2 separate regions of the Homo sapiens genome follow, and region 2 is linked to region 1. Evidence: chromatin loops called from intact Hi-C (ENCODE). Cell type or tissue: PC-9. All regions are shown on one strand. Each heading gives the region's core, and the rest is flanking DNA. Links, peaks and the distances in the headings are about the cores only. Region 1 has its middle 60 kb from the start of FAM174B. Region 2 overlaps FAM174B (family with sequence similarity 174 member B).

The links. A loop is a pair of places that touch in the nucleus more often than their neighbours do. Peaks named below come from ENCODE experiments on the same cell type or tissue, not always from the same donor. Only the 100,000 strongest peaks of a DNase experiment are listed, where the experiment ranks them.
Region 2: it touches region 1 in a loop (5-fold over the local background); 3 of 110 quality-filtered maps call a loop at or near these places.

What each region holds. Positions count from the first base shown.
Region 1 is chr15:92,711,231-92,719,843 of GRCh38, reverse strand. It overlaps the pseudogene HMGN1P38 and the pseudogene RPL31P6. Among named protein-coding and RNA genes, the nearest start is that of FAM174B, 60 kb to the right of the region's middle. RefSeq lists silencers at 4,830-4,979, 5,090-5,139. In PC-9, for the core only: a CTCF peak has its summit at 4,870 (motif pointing right); DNase peaks (open chromatin) are centred at 4,863 and 5,663; H3K4me3 peaks cover 1,270 bases.
Region 2 is chr15:92,640,674-92,649,174 of GRCh38, reverse strand. All of the region lies in intron 1 of FAM174B (family with sequence similarity 174 member B), which reads left to right. Among named protein-coding and RNA genes, the nearest start is that of FAM174B, 11 kb to the left of the region's middle. RefSeq lists enhancers at 871-1,650, 3,991-4,770, 5,032-5,151, 4,771-5,551. In PC-9, for the core only: no CTCF peak of the experiment used is centred there; DNase peaks (open chromatin) are centred at 3,624, 4,004, 4,494, 4,904 and 2 weaker places; H3K4me3 peaks cover 4,740 bases; H3K27ac peaks cover 8,000 bases.

The DNA of each region.
Region 1 (8,613 bases), core at 483-8,482:
AACTGTCTTTCCTCATAAGGATGTAAGTTCCATGAAGGCAGGGATTTTTTTGTTGTTGCAGTTTTATAACTTTATTTGATGTATTTGATGATCAATGGTTAGTTGTCATCCACGTTGACTATCAGTAGGTATTTGAAAGTGGTAATAGGTATAGGTAACTGAAGTGTAGAGCTTGTTTGGTGAATCTTCATTCTGATTATGTTTTCTGGACAACTGCACATGGATACAGCATAGGACGTTGCTTATTCCTTTAGCTCAGACAGTTTTGTTGAGCCTGGTATCAATGTGCACTTCTGGAGTCCCCATCGCCTTCATGGCAAATTTCCAGAGGCTTTTGAGTGTGCTCAGGAGGATGCTTCTCGAAACCCACTCCCTGGATGTGCTTGGGAATGTTGATGGTGTATTCTTGGGTTCTCACTCCATTGAGGGCCCTTTTCGCTATCTGTCTTTGCAAGAGCCATTCTGCCTGGCCCGAGTTGGGTAGTAGGCAGGGATTTTTGTTTTGTTTTTTTCTGCATCTGTATTCTCAGGGCCTGGAACAGATGAATGTTGAATGAATCAGGGCATCTTTCTCCACAGGGACTCACATTGGCTCAGCTCCTTAGTACTGAAAACGTATGTCCCAGTCATATGGGACAGCTCCCAGCCACATTGTGAAACTGGCATATTTTGTCTTGGGCTATTTTACTTCATTTCTGTAGTCTTTCCTAAAGCTCCTCCCTTGCAGCACTGATCTCCTGGGACCCCATACTGTGGAATTTGCTAAAATGTCAGTGAATTTGGTGTCTGTGGCATTTATTTTTATCAGAAGTAACTTCAGGCGGCCGGGTGTGTTGGCTCATGCCTGTAATTTTAGCACTTTGGGAGGCCGAGGTGGGTGAATGACTTGAGGTCAGGAGTTTGAGACCAGCCTGGTCAACATGGTAAAACCCCATCTCTACTAAAAATTCAAAAATTAGCTGGGCGTGCTGGCGGCTGCCTGTAATCACAGCTACTTGGGAGGCTGAGGCAGGAGAATTGCTTGAACCTGGGAGGAGGAGGTTGCAGTGAGCCAAGATCGCGCCACTGCACTCCAGCCTAGGCGACAGAGCGATACTCCATCTCAGAAAAAAAAAAAAAAGAGAAATAGTGTCAGGAAAACCTGGTATCTTTCAAATTTGTTACTATCACATAGCATATACCAGCGTTCTAGTGTTTCTAGAGTTAATAGGACAGAGATAAGAAAAAAAGAGGATATTGGTTTAATCATCATTTACATAATGCATTTTATGAGCCCACATAAATTATGCATTGTTGACCTTTAAATTAATTTAGGCTTAATGAGATGGTTTCATCATGTTTAAAGACAGCATAATTATTTTCTTATGTTCATTATCATTTTCTAAGCTTACTTATGCTTTGTCCACCCTCAAGTCCCAAGTGTATTGTCTTACTATGAAAAATTGTTAAACCTGTTTTCTGGTGTGAGGTTTGCAGAAGTCTGGTCTCACCAAAGAGATATACTAAATTGTTTAATTTAGCAGGGTACACTAGAGTGACTTTTGTTTTAATTGTGAACTGTATTTCCAAAAGAGTTAAACTTTGTGGTGTTTAATGGGACCACAAATGTCGATTTTTCTTTTCTTTTCTTTTTTTTTTGAGACGGAGTTTTGCTCTTGTTGCCCAGGCTGGAGTGCAATGGCACGATCTCAGCTCACTGCAACCTCCGCCTCCCGGGTGTAAGCAATTCTCCTGCCTTAGCCTCCTGACTAGCTGGGACTACAGGTGCATGCCACCAAACCCAGCTAATTTTTGTATTTTTAGTATAGACAGGGTTTCACCACGTTGCCCAGGCTGGTCTTGAACTCCTGACCTCAGGTGATCCGCCTACCTCAGCCTCCCAAAGTGCTGGGATTATAGGCGTGAGCCCGGCCCACAAATGTACATTTTCAAATGTACTTCACACCAGGAATCTTAAATATCTTGGGCACAAATTGAATAATGAATCTGGGGCACAGCTGAGATATGAGAAAGTAGGATCCACAGGACCTAGGATCTTTAGAAATGAGTGGAGGAATTGAGACAGAGCACAGCCATGATGAGTTGTCTTTGCTCCATGATGTCTGAGCTTCAGCTGGGAAGACTCAGGAGCTGAGGATGACTTGATTTCTTGGGCCTGGAATCATCTGGAAGCATCTTCACTTGCATGTCTGGTGGCTGGTCCTGGGTGATGGCTGGGACCCCTCCTTGTCTGCCAGCTGGAACAAATATAGGTGGCCATTCCATGTGGTTTCTCAGCATAGACTAGCTTGGGCTTCCTCACAGCATGGCAGCTGGGCTCCAAAAGTGAGTGTCCCAAGAGATAGGAAGTAGAAGCTGCTAGCATCTTAAGACCTTGGACATGGTCATAGTGGTAATTTCTGATGTATTCTACTGGTCAAAGACTAACAAAGCCCAGATTCAACACTGACCCACCTCTTGATTAGAAGAATGGTAAAGAATTTTGGGGTTCTGTTCAAAAACCTCCACAGTTCCTTAGGTGATAGTGTAGCTCCATGGTTAGGAGGTCAGGGTGTGAACTCAGACTGCTTGGGTTCACATCTCACTTCCATTTTTACTGGCCATGTGATCTCAAGCAAGTTCATTGTTGTAGAAACGATTGTTGCACACCAATCTCCATTTCTGTTCTCTTCTTCCTGGGAATACCAATAGACTATTTCCCTGCCCCTTACACCTACGTGGGGCCAACAGACTAAGCTGGCAGGCTCTGAGCAGAAGTGCCACATGCCACTTCTGGCTGAGGTGGGTAAGAGCTCTGGATTTTCTTAGTCTCTTCTCCCTCAGCTGTAGCTAGAAGCAGGGCATCCAGCAGCAGACACAGGGGCAGGCAGTGGAGGAGTCACAATATGGAAGGGGCCTGGCTCCCTGAGTGACCCTAGAGTGAGTCCTTTCTCTCATGCTCCTGCCACCAGGATATGGGGGAGGTGTAAACTTTGTGTTGAGCCATGAGGTTTTGGGGGTTGTTTGTTACAGTAGTTAGCCTATGCTGACTAATACATTACCTAACCTCTCTGAACCTGTTTTGTTATCTGTAAAGTGGGGGTATTAGATGTGGCTACATTTAAGTGCCCCACAGGTTAAGTGAAATAATTTGATGCACAGTGCCCAGCACATAGTAAGTACCCAACGAGTGTTAGCTATTGTTAGTAAGTGAATGCGAATGCCCATTAGGAGAGGGTGGCAGGTTTGCTTCAGTAATGGTAGGGCTGTCATTATCATCACCATTGCTGGAATGGCACCTGCTATATACTGAGCACCTGCTTGGGCCAGACTCTGTCCTAGGGATGCTACACTTTTGTTCCTTTTAGTCCTCTGAGGCAGGAATTATTAACCTTGAGGAGGAGCTGAGAGTCCTGGGGCCCAGAACTGCTGCTGAAGCTGTCTCAAGTCACACCGGGCGCTCCGACCTCAGAGCCTGACTCCTTTTACTGCGGCGATGATACCCTTGCATTTTTGGGAAATGTGACTTTAAAAAAAAGTGTCATCCATAGGCCTTCCTTCTTGCTGGGGAAGTGCTGTGTCTTTCTTTTTTTTTTCTTTTTCTTTTTTTTTTTTTTTAAATCGATATTTTACCATATTTTATTTTTTATTATTTTTACACACGGGGTCTCACTCTATCACCCAGGCTGGAATGCAGTGATGTGATCATAGCTCACTGCAGCCTCCCACTCCTGGGTTTGTGTCTTCCTTATTGAGACTTTCTCTACTTCAAGTTGTAAGAATCTGCTTTTATAACTTAATCTTTTGGCTTACAGCTTGGCCCCAAGTGTGGAAGGCTCCAGCTTCCTTCCCCGCCGCAGGATCCTATTACTTCTTTGTTCTGTTTGAACTCTGCAGACTCTAAAGTGAAGTGAGTCGGTGGAAAACCTGGCTGGATCTCAAGAATACAGCCTGCGTCTGAGTCCCATGAATCTCCCCGCAGCTTAAGGCCTCCTGTGAGCAGAGCGGATACTGTAAAGCCCTCTCAAAGACACTAATAACTAGAAGTGGGACTGTAGCTCCAAAGTGGCTTTTTTTTCCCCTTTCCCCCGTGTAACTTGCTGGAAGCACTTCGTATTTCTTTATTTCTTTGTGGAATAAAAAAAATTTGTTTGTAATTCCATGAGAATTAGAAAGGCTTGTCTCAACTTCTGAGTTGGTACTTGACATTCAGATACTAAATTTACTAGAGGAAGCACTTTTGCTAGATTAACCAACGATGGATTTTTCTTCACAATTGCGTGTTAATTTGCTCCCTCTTTGAGATGTCAATTTTTGGTTTTAGCAACACAGCCCACCCCATAGATCAGCAGATCTGTGAGTGTGGATTCAGTTGTTAGCATCACGGGGCAGGGGTCCCTGGACTGCATGTGCCTTTGTATTAATTGACTAGACTTGCAGTTATATTAATTCTACTTGTGGTTGTTTAAATTGTGCCTACTTGCACCTTACTTGTTGAGTCAAGATAACAGGGGTTATATAAACGAGTTTATAATATATTTGGCTTATCCTGCTCCTCGTCTGGCTCTGATAAAATTTTAAACGTTCATTTTTCTTTCTTTCTGTCTCCCAAGTCGTTTCTGAAAGGCAAGACGTTAGACTAAAACCAACTTCTATACTTAAGATTATCCTTGAAATAGTTACGAATATGTTCAGGAAACAAAGCCTTGCTCATTATGTGCTAGAACAATGGGTAAACTTTGCTTTCTTGTAGAGAAGAAAATGTTTTCTTCAATAAGATATCGGAAACTATTTTTGTACTTGAGAAATCATGTTACTAGAGACCTAAAAGATCCGCATTTTGTGGCTGTTTAAGAAAGCTACACAAGATGGCGCCAGAGAGCCGGAGTGGAGAGGGATGCGCGCCCCGCACGAAAAGCTCAGCGCCAAAGGGGCGCCCGGGGCGGGCAGGCGCGTGTACCGGTTCTGCGGCGGGGCGGCTGGGCAGGGGCGCTTTGCCCATCCTCACAGCTTCCGCTCTCTCCGGGCAACCTTTTCACCAGCTTCGCACAGACTTTCCGCCCGGCACCGTCCTTGGGTCCTCGGGGTCTCTGGAGCGGCCTGGAGGAGCCGCTGGAGAAGGAAGGGGGAGAAAGCAGCGGCGGAGGCGGAGGCTTCCTCAGGCCCACTTCGAAGCAGGGCGCCCGGCCGAGCCTCTGAGGAAAGCGCGCGCGGGACGCGGATGGGTCTCGGCCTCCAGGGGCCGCGGGAAGGGAGAGGAGGAGGGCGAGGGGAAGCGGCGCTCGCGCCCGGACTCCGGCCATTCCTCAGCGGTCCACCGCAGCTGGCGTTCTTCTTTGATCCCCGGAGTTCTCAATGAAAGAACGGAGAAAGTGGCTTAAAAAATTGTGGTTGAATACACACAACAGAAAATTTACCATCTTAACCAGTTCGGTGGCATGGAGTGCACTCAGCCGTTGCGTATATGGGCGAGTGTCGCCACTGCCCATCTCCAGAACGCTTCATCAAAGGGGACGAAACATCGCGTCCGTGAAATGATAACTCCCGCTCCCCTCTCCCCGCTCTCCCCGGCCCTGGCAGCCAAGCGTGCTCTTTCTGTCTGGAGGAATCTAACCACTCTCCGCACCCCATAGAAGCGGAATGCCACAGTCCCATTTGTCCTTTTGTGATGGACTGACTTCACTTAGCATCATGGCCTCAAGGCTCATTCCTGCTGTAGCCTGTGCCAGAATTGCCTGCCTTTTAATAAGCCTGAATCATATTCCTGTGTGTGTGTGTGTGTGTGTGTGTGTGTGTATCACCACATTTTGCCACTTTTACGTATAGACCACATATCTTTCTTCCTTTTTTAAAAAAATTATTTTTTATTTCAATAGTTTTTGGGGTACAGGTGGCGTTCGGTTGTGTGGATACATTCTTTTTTTTGGGGGGCAGAGTCTTGCTCTGTCGCCCAGGCTGGAGTACAGTGGCAGGATCTCGGCTCACTGCAATCTTCCCCTCCTGGGTTCAAGCGATCCTCCTGCCTCAGTCTCCCGAGTAGCTGGGACTACAGGCACCTGCCACCACGCCCAGCTAATTTTTGTATTTTTAGTGGAGACGGGGCTTCACCACTTTGGCCAGGCAGGTCTTGAACTCCTGACCTCAGGTGATCCGACTGCCTCTGCCTCCCAAAGTGCTAGGATTACAGGAGTGAGCCACCGTGCCCAGCCATGTGGATACATTCTTCAGCCTTGATTTCTGAGATATTAGTGCACCTGTTACTGAAGCAGTGTATGCTGTACCCAATGTGTAGTCTTTTATACCTCGCCCCCCGACCAGCCTTCCCCTGCAAGTCCCCAGAGTCCATTATATCACTCTTATGCCTTTGCCTACTTATAGCTTACCTCCCACTTATAAGTGAGAACATATGGTATTTGGTTTTCCATTCCTGAGTTACTTCACTTCGAATAATGGCCTCCAGCTCCATCCAAGTTGCCGCAAAAGACATTATTTCATTCCTTTTTATGGCTGAGTAGTGTTCCATGGTGTATATATGCTACATTTTCTTTTTCCACTTACTTAGACCACATTTTAAAAATCCGTTAATCTGTTTAAGGATATTTGGGTTGCTTCCACCTTTTGGCTATTTCAAAAACTATTGAAATTAAAAATAAATAAATAATTAAAAAAATAAACATTTAAAAATTTGAGTCCCTGCTTTTAATTATTTTAGGCATATACTCAGAAGTGGAACTTATGTTTAATTTTTTGAGGAACCGCCATACTTTTTCCCATAGCAGTACACAAGGGTTTTAATTTCTCCACATCCTTGTTGACATTTTTTATTTTCTGATTAAAAAAAAATTAGAGCCATCCTAATGGGTATGAAGTGATTGCGGTGGGGTTTGATGTGCATTTCCTGGAGAAATTGGTATTTATTTATTTATTTATTGTTTAGGCCACATTTTATTTTTATTTTTTTCATAATTGAGATTTTATTGGTTGAGGATCAGTACAGACATTTCAATTTGTACACAAATCTTAACATACGTAACGAAATTCTAAAAAGCCATGTATTGTAATTCTTTTTTAAAGTTATTCCAGTGACTCTCCAGCTTAAAATTTGGAAGCAAATTTTCCTTAAGAGGTTATCAAGTACCAGTATCTTCACATGTTGGTCAGCTGTTACATACGGCCCACCAGTTCACAACTCAATAGCACGTACACTACATGTTCAAATTTGTAATCTTTCACAGCACAGTAAGTTATTAGGAAAACAGGACTACCACAACCAAAGATGTTACAGAGTACACACAATTCTGACAGAGAGCGCCATGATCAAAGAGTGGTTTTCTTTAGGAAACAATTCTACTAAAAAACAACATGGTAATAGAAGTAATTTAGAATGTTCAAGACATTAAATGCAGGACTGACTCCATATTGCCATTTAATATGCTTTGTATTATGGGATATAAAAACTAACCCCCCATCTATGGAATGTTAAGCTGACACCCGAGACAGTCAGAGCCTCCCATAATTCAATATCCCACACTACTTTCTGGTTGTACCAAAAAATAAACAACCAGGAAATGATTTCACCTCTTAAAAAAAAGCATTTACACTTAAAAAATGGGATGAGGTGGGATTCCCTCCTCCTTAAAAATGTTTCTAGAGCTACTAAAAAACTTGCATTTACAAAATAGTTGATAAAAATTTTCCTCTGGATTGTACAAGAAGGGAGACAGGGACCACTGATGAGACATGGTATATGGTTATTAATCAGACTTGGCTTCTTTCTCTCCTGCTTCATCAGAGGCTGGACTCTCCTCAGTTTTCGTTTCCCCGTTTTCTGCAGGTAAATCTTCTTTAGTTTCTTGGTTAGCCACTTCGGCCTGTTTTCCCTTTGCTCCCCTTTTCCCTTTTGTTTGCGCTTTTTTGTCTGAAGATTTATCCTTCGCTGCTGCCTTTTTCGGCTTCGCTTCCACTTTTGCAGGAGGTTTAGCTGACAACCGCGCCGATCTCCTCTTGGACTCTTCCTTGGCGGCGCCTTCGGCGGAGCTGACCTTCCTCTTGGGCATCCTGGCGGCGGGGAAGGCGCGTGCCGGGTGCCTGCGGGCCGCGGCGCGCCGAGAGCCTTCGCGAAACTGGGCTGCCTTGCCGCTGCCGCTCCTCCCGCCGCCCGAGCTGCTGAGCTAGGCCACATTTATTTATTGTTTAGCTCCCTAGTCAGGAGACTCTGCAGCGTGGCCCAGTGGTTACGAGCGTGGTATCTGGTGTGTGACGGGCCTGAGGGAGAATGCCAGTGAGAGGCGACAGCGTGCTGGCAGCTCTTGCAGCCCTTGCTCGCTCTCGGCACCTCCTCTGCCTGGGCTCCCACTTTGGCGGCACTTGAGAAGCCCTTCAGCCCGCCGCTGCACTGTGGGAGCCGCTTTCTGGGCTAGCCAAGGCCGGAGCCGGCTCCCTCAGCTTGCAGGGAGGTGTGGAGGGAGAGGCGCAGGCAGGAACCCGGGCTGCGTTCGGCGCTTGCGGGCCAGCGCGAGTTCCGGGTGGGCGTGGGCTCGGCGGGCTCCGCACTTGGAGCGGCCGGCCGGCCCACAAGCCCCAGGCAGTGAAGGGCTTAGCACCTGGGCCAGCAGCTGCTGTGCTCGACTTCTC
Region 2 (8,501 bases), core at 1-8,000, 70 kb after region 1:
TCATGCCCATGTAGGCTTTGTGTATGGGTGTCTTTGCAAATGCAGGTTCTTCTTGAGACACCAGGCAAATCTAGGGTAAGCAGTGGGGACTAAGGGAACTCCAATGTCAGTATCTGTAGAGCATCCTGTAGGGCGAGTGTCAAGAGAGGGAAACACTCCTGGATTTAAGCAAAGAAGCCTTCATGGATTGTGTTAGTACTTTAGTTTTATGACTGAGGTTTTGGGTCTAACCATTTGCAAAGGGAAATCCTGGGACCATGAATTTAGGATCATGTTATTATTGTTTCACTTAAAAAATAAACTATACTTAATCTAAGGGCAATCTGCCAGGAATCTAGATTTGCTATTTATTTTCCTGAGGGTGCGGGGAGGAGGAAACCCTTTCTCACGGGCAGGTGTGGCACAGAGGAGGGACCATGGCAAAGTGCTTGGGCAGGGCTCTTGTAGGCCTGGCAGAGCCCTTCTAGACCCCTCCCTCTCAGGTAGGCGTTTCTTTGCATTCAGAGCTCCTTCCGCCTACCTCCCTACACTCATTGTACAGATGAGAAAACTGAGGCCCAGAGTGGGGAGGCTTGGTGAAGGTCACTGAGTGAGTTTGTAGGAAAAATAGGACTTAAACCTAGGGGCTTGGATGCTCAGCTTGGCCCTTTTTGGACCTCCAAGATGTGGTGGGCTGAGTTTGGCCCTGTCCAGCGAGGTCTCCCCAACACTGAACCCAGCACCTAGGAGCAAACACGGCTGAGTAAACAGTGTTCTTCCCAGGGTGTTTAATTAGCACCCACTGTGAACATAGAGGTGCCATGGAACACATCAGAGGTCAAGGACCATCCAGCTCAATCTAAGGCATAGGATAATGCCCTTTGTTGACAAAAACCCCAAACTCTACAAATATTTAAAGAGGTTTATTGTGAGCCAATATGAGTGACCATATTGACCTGGGGAACAATATCAAGAGGTCCTGAGAACGTGGGCCCGAGGTGGTCAGGTTTCAGCCTGGTTTTATACATTTTAGGGAGATAGAAGTTACAGGCAAAGACATGAATCAATATATGGATGGTTTACTTTGGTTCAGCCCAGAAAGGCAGGGCTTCTTGAAGTGGGGCTTATAGACCATAGGCAGATTCAAAGAGGTTTTGATTGGCAGTTGCTTGAAAGAGTTAAGCTTTGTCTGAAGACTTGAAGTCAATAGAAAGGAATGCTTGAGTTAAGATAAGGGGGGTTGTGGAGACCAAGGTTCTTGTTATGTAGATGAAGCCTCCAGGTAGCAGGCTTCAGAGAGAATAGATGGTAAATGCCTCTTTTCAGATCTTAAAAGGTGCCAGACTTTTAGTTAATCTCTCCTAGATCCACCAAAGGCCTAGCTGCATTAATGAAGATTCTCTATAGATGCAAAAATTTTCCCACAAAAGATGGCTTTGCAGGGCCATTTCAAACCATGTCACAGACATTTTTGGGTAAAATTTCATTTCCTTCAGGGCCTGCTGTCTGTCATGTGATGCTACACAGAATCAGGTTGGAATTTGGTATCTTATTGCCACAAAGAGCCTTGTTTTGCCAGTCTTATGATCTCTATTTCATTATTAATGCTGGTCATTTGTGCCTAAACTCCAAAAGGGAGGGGTATAATGTGGCGTGTCTGACCTCCTTTCTTGTCTAGGCCTGGAATTTAGTTTTTCAGGTTTCTCTGGGGTCCTCTTGGCCAGGTCTCTTCAACTGGCTGGGGGGCTTAGAATTTTATTTTTGGCTTATGGCTTGAATGATTCTACTTGGCAGATAAGGAGCCGTCCAATCCCACAGGGGAGCCATGTATTAAAAGCAATGCTAGGTAAACTGAGAAAGGATGGGTCAGGGACCAGAATGGTCTGGGAAGGCATGGTGGAGGAGGAGGACGATTAGGACTTGGCAGGATGGGAGGAAGAAGAGGTTCTTCCAGGACCAGATGGGTGAAGCAAGCTTTGCTGAGGGTAGGGTTTGTGAAATCACTTGGAAATTGTGATGTTGATGACAATAATAGCAACTAGTATTTATTAAGCCCTTACTGTGTAACGGACTCTGTGATAAGCATTTTATATGTTTTCCTCACTCCTATGAGTGGTGCACTGTCAGTCCTGTCGACAAAAAGAGTCAAGCTCTGTAAAATATTTAAAGAGATTTATTCTGAGCCAAATATGAGTGGCCACTGGCCCATGACTCAGCCCTCAGGAGATCCTGAGAACATGTGCCCAAGGTGGTTGGGGTACAGCTTAGTTTTATACATATTAGGGAGACATGAGATATCAAATACATGTAAGATGTACATTGGTTTGGTCCAGAAAGGCAGGATAAGTGGAAGGGGGGATAACTTCCAGGCCATAGGTAGATTCACAGATTTTCTGATTGGCAGTTGGTTGAAAGAGTTAAGTTATTGTCTAAAACTTAGAAATGTCTGGGTTAAGATAAGTGGGTGTGGAGACCAAGGTTTTATTATGCAGGCGAAGCCTCCAGGTGGCAGGCTTTGGAGAGAATAGATTGTAAATGTTTCTTGTCAGACTTAGAGGGTCTATCAATAAATCCAAAAGGGAGGAGGGTAGAATCAGGTATGTCCAACCCCCCACCCTTCCCATCATGGCCTGAATTAGTTTTTCGGGTTAGCTTTGGCACTGCTGAGATTCCAAATTGCTGTCAATAGCCTTGCTGAGAGGAGGGGTTCATTCAGATGGTTGGGGGGCTTAGAATTTCAATTTTGGTTTATCATCCCCATTTCACAGATGAGAAAACCAAGGCTCAGTTGTTGAAGTGTCTTGCTCAAGGATGAGCAGCTGGGGAAGGGGAGGAGTCCGCCTCACCCTTCCCATTGCAGCTGGATTTTGGAAGCCAATTCCAGCTGGAGGACTAGGAGATTTGTAGTGGGTGAGAGGAGCAAATGGAGGATTTTAATACAAGAGTGAAGTAATCACAGGGCTTCTCTAGAAATGTTGGTCCAGATCAGGTTGTACCAAGGATTTACCAAGAATGCATGAATAGTGACGTGGCTGGTGTGGGGGGTGCAGGATGTCTGGGGAGACCCGTGGAAGGTGCTGGAAGGACCACTTGGGAGGACTGGAGGCCTGAATGGATGAAGAGGAGAAAGAGGAAAGTGTCAGGCTGTCCTGAAGGGCATAGAGAAGGGGGGCATTGTGAAGGGGGTGACCAGGCAGGGAAAGGGATAGGTTTGGTGAGGAAGAAGAGGACTCACAGGTGAAACTTGCTCATGAAAACTCCAGCCATGCAGCTGGGCCTTGGGGCTGGGTGGAGGGGCATTGGGAGCATCTGCCTAGAAGGAGTGGGTGGTGAGGACTGACATTCCCACCCTCCCCTACCTGGGTGGCAGGGATAAGTGGTACTGAAAGGGCCCCTTACGACATGTGCCCCAAAGCACTGTGACCTCAGAGTTTCCAGGTGGTGGTCAGGTCCCCTGGGTCCACCAAGGGCCCCTCTGGGTCATCTTGCCGCTGTCCTTGACCCCATGGGGCTGCCCCTAGGGGCTACCTTCTCTGCTTTAAACCTCACTTCCCTTCCCTGGCCCCTTATATAAAAACAAAGCAGAACCAACCCTTTGCAAACACACCCGAGAGCTGGAGGAACAGGTCTTGGGGCATTTGCTGTTGCCGGATTTACTGTGTGCTGCTTTTGTCTTGGAAGAGTAAGCATTGGATTTATCCCTCAGGGACTGAGAGAGGGAAAGAGAAACAGGATGGGGAGCAGATGGAGGCTAAACACTTTAGTGTAATGAAGAAAAACCTGAAGACTTGTCATTGAGCTCTTCAGGGTTGTCTGGCCCATGCTGGATGATCCTCTATGAAGCGTAAGCCCCCAGGGGCACGGTCTGTGCTGTGTGCTGCATGCCCATCCTGGGGTCAACCAACAGTGCTAACACTTGGTTAACCCCAATGGGATGGTGCCCAGGAGGTAGAGGAAGCAGCTAGATTATATAAATAATGGTCAATACTCCTTAGTCATGGTTGAACTGTTGGTGAACAGAGATAAGGAAGGATTTAGTGGAACGTGCATATCATTACATCTCTCTGGGCTCATGATTTTGAGCTGAGTTACTAAATATCACTCATGCTTGGCACGTAGGACCTAATGAACCATGGTCAGAGAACCAAGTCAGAGATGGTAAACTGATGGCCTGGGGCTGAAAAATGTGGCCCACAGACATTTGTTTTGTTTTTTGATCTGCACAGTGTTTTAAAAACTAAGATAGTTGAGAACACTTAAAAGTTAGGAGCCTTTATATAAAAATCTAGATTTCCTCCTTCTTTTGACAGGTGGGGATACATGGAAGTGCAAGACCTCTGTTCCGGGGCAGCCGGGCAGGAGCTTGGTGGCTGCCACTCCACCTAGGCTGGGCAGGGTGCCGCTATTTGTGCCTTTTTGACTTGAAGACAGAGTATTGTCCACCACTTGTCACTGTTGTTTGTTCCCTTGTTTAGGTCTCAGCAGTCCTGCTGCTCTGGTTTCTTTTGTCTACAAGGCCTTGGGGCATTTGAGTTATTGACCTGGTATGTTGAGCCATGGTGCTTGACTGGTGACTGGGTGCTGGGTGCTGGAACTGAGGGGCTGCAGCGTGGTGGGGAGGGGGTGCCCTAGGACAGGGGTGAGGCGAGGGTGCATCCAGGGTCTCCCCAGCCTCTGTGTTGGGGAGGGTTCTGCCGGAGCTGGATGGTGTTGGAGCTTGGCTGCTGGAGATCTGGAGGCTCTTGCTGCACTAGAGGAAAATGCTTTTGCCTCATGTGACTTATTTGTCTGAAGTGGCCCATCTGCAGTGGAGTAAGATGAGATTTCTATCACACCGGTGTTTGCCTCTCAGTGGCTTGTCGAAAATGCTCTAGGTGGAAGGTGTCGGGTGGAGCTCAGAGGGCTGTGCCCAGGGCAGAAAGGGAGGTAGGCTGGTTATTGGGAATGTGTCTTGGTGGCAGGCCATGGTGGTGAGACCCTGGCTAGCCTGTTGATTGTCCAGGGGCCTCCAACACCTGCTTCCTTACAGGGTGGGGCAGAGGCTAGGGCTGAAGAGTGGGTTCTGAGTCATGTTCTTCATTTCTTCAAGTGTAGCTGGTTTTCTGGGGGAAGCTCTGTTACTTCTTATGTCCTGAGGAGGAGGTGCAGCGTAGAGCTCAGAGGGTAAAAGCGAAACAGGTCTGTGTCCTCAGAGCATTGGAGGGACCGCTTGGCTCAGGGTCGCCTGCTAGTCCTCCTGTCTACACTGGCGGCACCTGTGTGCTTCAGTCTTCCTCTCCCATGATCCATTTTCATTTTCTTGATTACTTTTTCCAAATGTCAGAGTTCACGTGTGCTGTTCATTGACAAGTAATATGGTTTTGGCAGAACGCTGGTCCTTGGGCTACAGAACTACTTTAGTGGGCTTAAAAATGGAAACAGCCCACTATTTCCATTTCCTCCAGGTGGAGGAAAGGTTTGAGTCACTGAGTTTGGGTTCTGAAGTCACCAGGATAGCCGGGCAAAGCCACATGGAGTCAGCCATGGGTGGGCCCTGGGAGAAGGGTCTCCTGCCAGAGGGGCAGCCTGACACAGACTTACTCCATTTCAAAATTTATTTTAATGATTTACATTGAATTGTATTTATATACTTGGTTTTAAATTAGGTCATATATTCACATGGTTCAAAATTCACAAAGAACAAAAGAGCATATAGCAAAAAGTATTCTTACCTTTTAGCCACACAGTTTTCTTCACTTTGTGTTGTCAATTTCTTGTCAAATCTTTCCAGGGAGATTTTATAAATATAGAAGCAAGTGAGTGTAATATATACATGCATACACACACACACACACACACACACACACACACATTCCTTCCCTATTTCTTATAATGACTTTGGTGAGATATAACTTATATACTATATTCACTCATTTAAAGTGTCCAACCCAGCCAGGCATGGTGGCTCATGCCTGTAATCCTAGCACTTTGGGGGCCAAGATGGGAGGATTGCTTGATGCCAGGAGTTTGGACCAGCCTGGTCAACATAGCCAGACCCCACCTCTCTTAAAAAAAAAAAACAAATAAAGTGTCCAACTCAATGGTTTTTAGTATATTTACAGAGTTGTGCATCTATCACTGAAATCAATTTTAGAATACATTCATCACTCCAGACTGAAACCATGAATCCATAGTAGTTAATCTCTATGTGTCTCTGAATTTTCTTTCTGTGTATAGATTTCCCTTTTCTGGTCTTTCATATACATGGGACCATACAATGTGTGGTCTTTTGTGAATAGCTTATTTTATTTAGTACAGTGTTTTCAGGGTTCATCTATGTGTGGCATGTGTCATTTCTTTTTATTGCCGTTATGTTCCATCGAATGGGTATACCATCTTTTATTTACCCATTCATCAATAGATAGATATTGTAGTAGCCTGTTCTCAGGGGCTGCTATAAGGAACTGCCTGAGACTGGGAAATTTATGAAGGAAAGAGGTTTAATTGCCTCACAGTTAAACCTGCATGGCAGGAGAGGCCTCAGGGAACTTATAATCATGGCGGAAGAGGAAGCAAACATGTCCTCATGGTGGCAGGAGAGAGAAGTGCAAAGTGGATTGGGGAAAATCCCCTTATAAAACCATCAAATCTTGTGAGAACTCACTATCATGAGAACAGCATGGGGGAACCACCCCCATAATCTAATCACCTCCCACAAGGTCCCTCTCACAACACATGGGGATTATGGGAACTACAATTCAAGATGAGCTTTGGGTGGGGACACAGCCAAACCATATCAGGTATTTAAGTTGTTTCCTTTTTGGGGCTATTATGAATAATGCTGCTCTGAACAAGTATATGAGTTTTTGTGTGGACATGTATTTTGATGGCTCTTGGGAATATACACCTAGGAGTGGAATTGCTGGGTCATATGATAACTCCATGTTTAACCTTTTGACAAACTGCCAAATGGTTTTCCAAATTGCTGTACTAGTTTACATCTCACTAGAAGTGTATGAGGGTTATGATTTCTTATATCCTCACCAACATTTGTTATTGTCTGTCTTTTTGCTTATAGCCATCCTAAGGTATAAAGTGGTATCTCGTTGTGTGTTTAATTTGCAATGCATTGATGGCTAGTCATGTTGACCTTGTTTGCCTTCGTGTATTGTGCATTTGTAAATCTTCTTTTGAGAACTGTCTATTCAGGTCTTTTGCCCATTTTACATTGGGTTATTTGTCTTTTTATTATTGATGGGTAAGAGTTCTTCATATATTCTACATAAAAATACTTTGATCAGATGTATAGTTTGCAAGTGATTCCTCCCATTCTATGGGGGTGTCTTTTCACTTTCTTGATTATATTCTTTGAAGCACAAAAGTTTTAAATTTTGATGAGTCCAATTTATCTAGTTTTTTCTTTTGTTGCTTTTGCTTCTGGTGTCATATTTAATAAGCCATTGTCTAATCTAGTGTCGCAAAGATTTATGCTATTTTTTTCTAAAAATTTAGCTCTTACATATAAGTCTTACATACTTATATGTAAGTTCCATTTTGAGGTAATTTTTGTATATTGTGTGAGTTAATTTTTTTAGATGATTTATAGGAGTCCAACTTTATTCTTTTGCATGTGGATATCTTTTCTATCTCTTACACATACACTATGCTTTTTACCTTGCTTTATAAAAATATCTTGTGTGTCTGAGTGGTTATTCCTAAAAAGCTCTTCATTCATTTATATAGGTGCTTAGTGTTCATTATATGGATGTAACATAATTTATTTAATCAGTCTTCTGTTAATGGGCATGTAGGTGTCATTTCACACATGTGGAAACATACCTGTAGGACAAATTCCTAGAAATGGAATTGCCGACTAAGGGCTATACCTTTTGTAACTGATGGATATTGTCACACTGCTCTCTGTATATGTTGTAACAATTTACATGTCCACAAACAAGTAATGAGAGAGTGTTTCTGTACATCCTTGCCAACAGTGTGTTTTCAGACATTTCTATTTTTGCTAAATTAATAGGTGAAAAATTGAATCTCTGTGAAGATCAAAATTACATTTATCTTATTGAAAGTGAGATTGGACATTTTTTCATAGTTAAGAATGCGGAGCCATTTAGGTTTGTGTGTGTGTGTGTGTGTGTGAACTGCCTGTGTTATGTTCTTTACCAGTTTTTCAATTAGATTATTGATCTTTTTTATTGGTTTTTAGGGACTATATATATATTAAGGAGATTAAATTTTAAAACATTTATAATATGTTAGCCAGGCGCGGTGGCTCATGCCTGTAATCCCAGCACTTTGGGAGGCTGAGGCGGGTGGATCACTTGAGGTCAGGAGTTCAAAACCAGCCTAGCCAACATGGTGAAACCCCATCTCTACTAAAAATACAAAAATTGGCTGAGTGTGGTGGTGTGTGCCTGTAATCCCAGCTACTTGGGAGGCTGAGGCAGGATAAACACTTTAACCTGGGAGGCAGAGGTTGCAGTGAGCCAAAATCATGCCACTGCACTCCTGGGTGACAGAGTGAGACT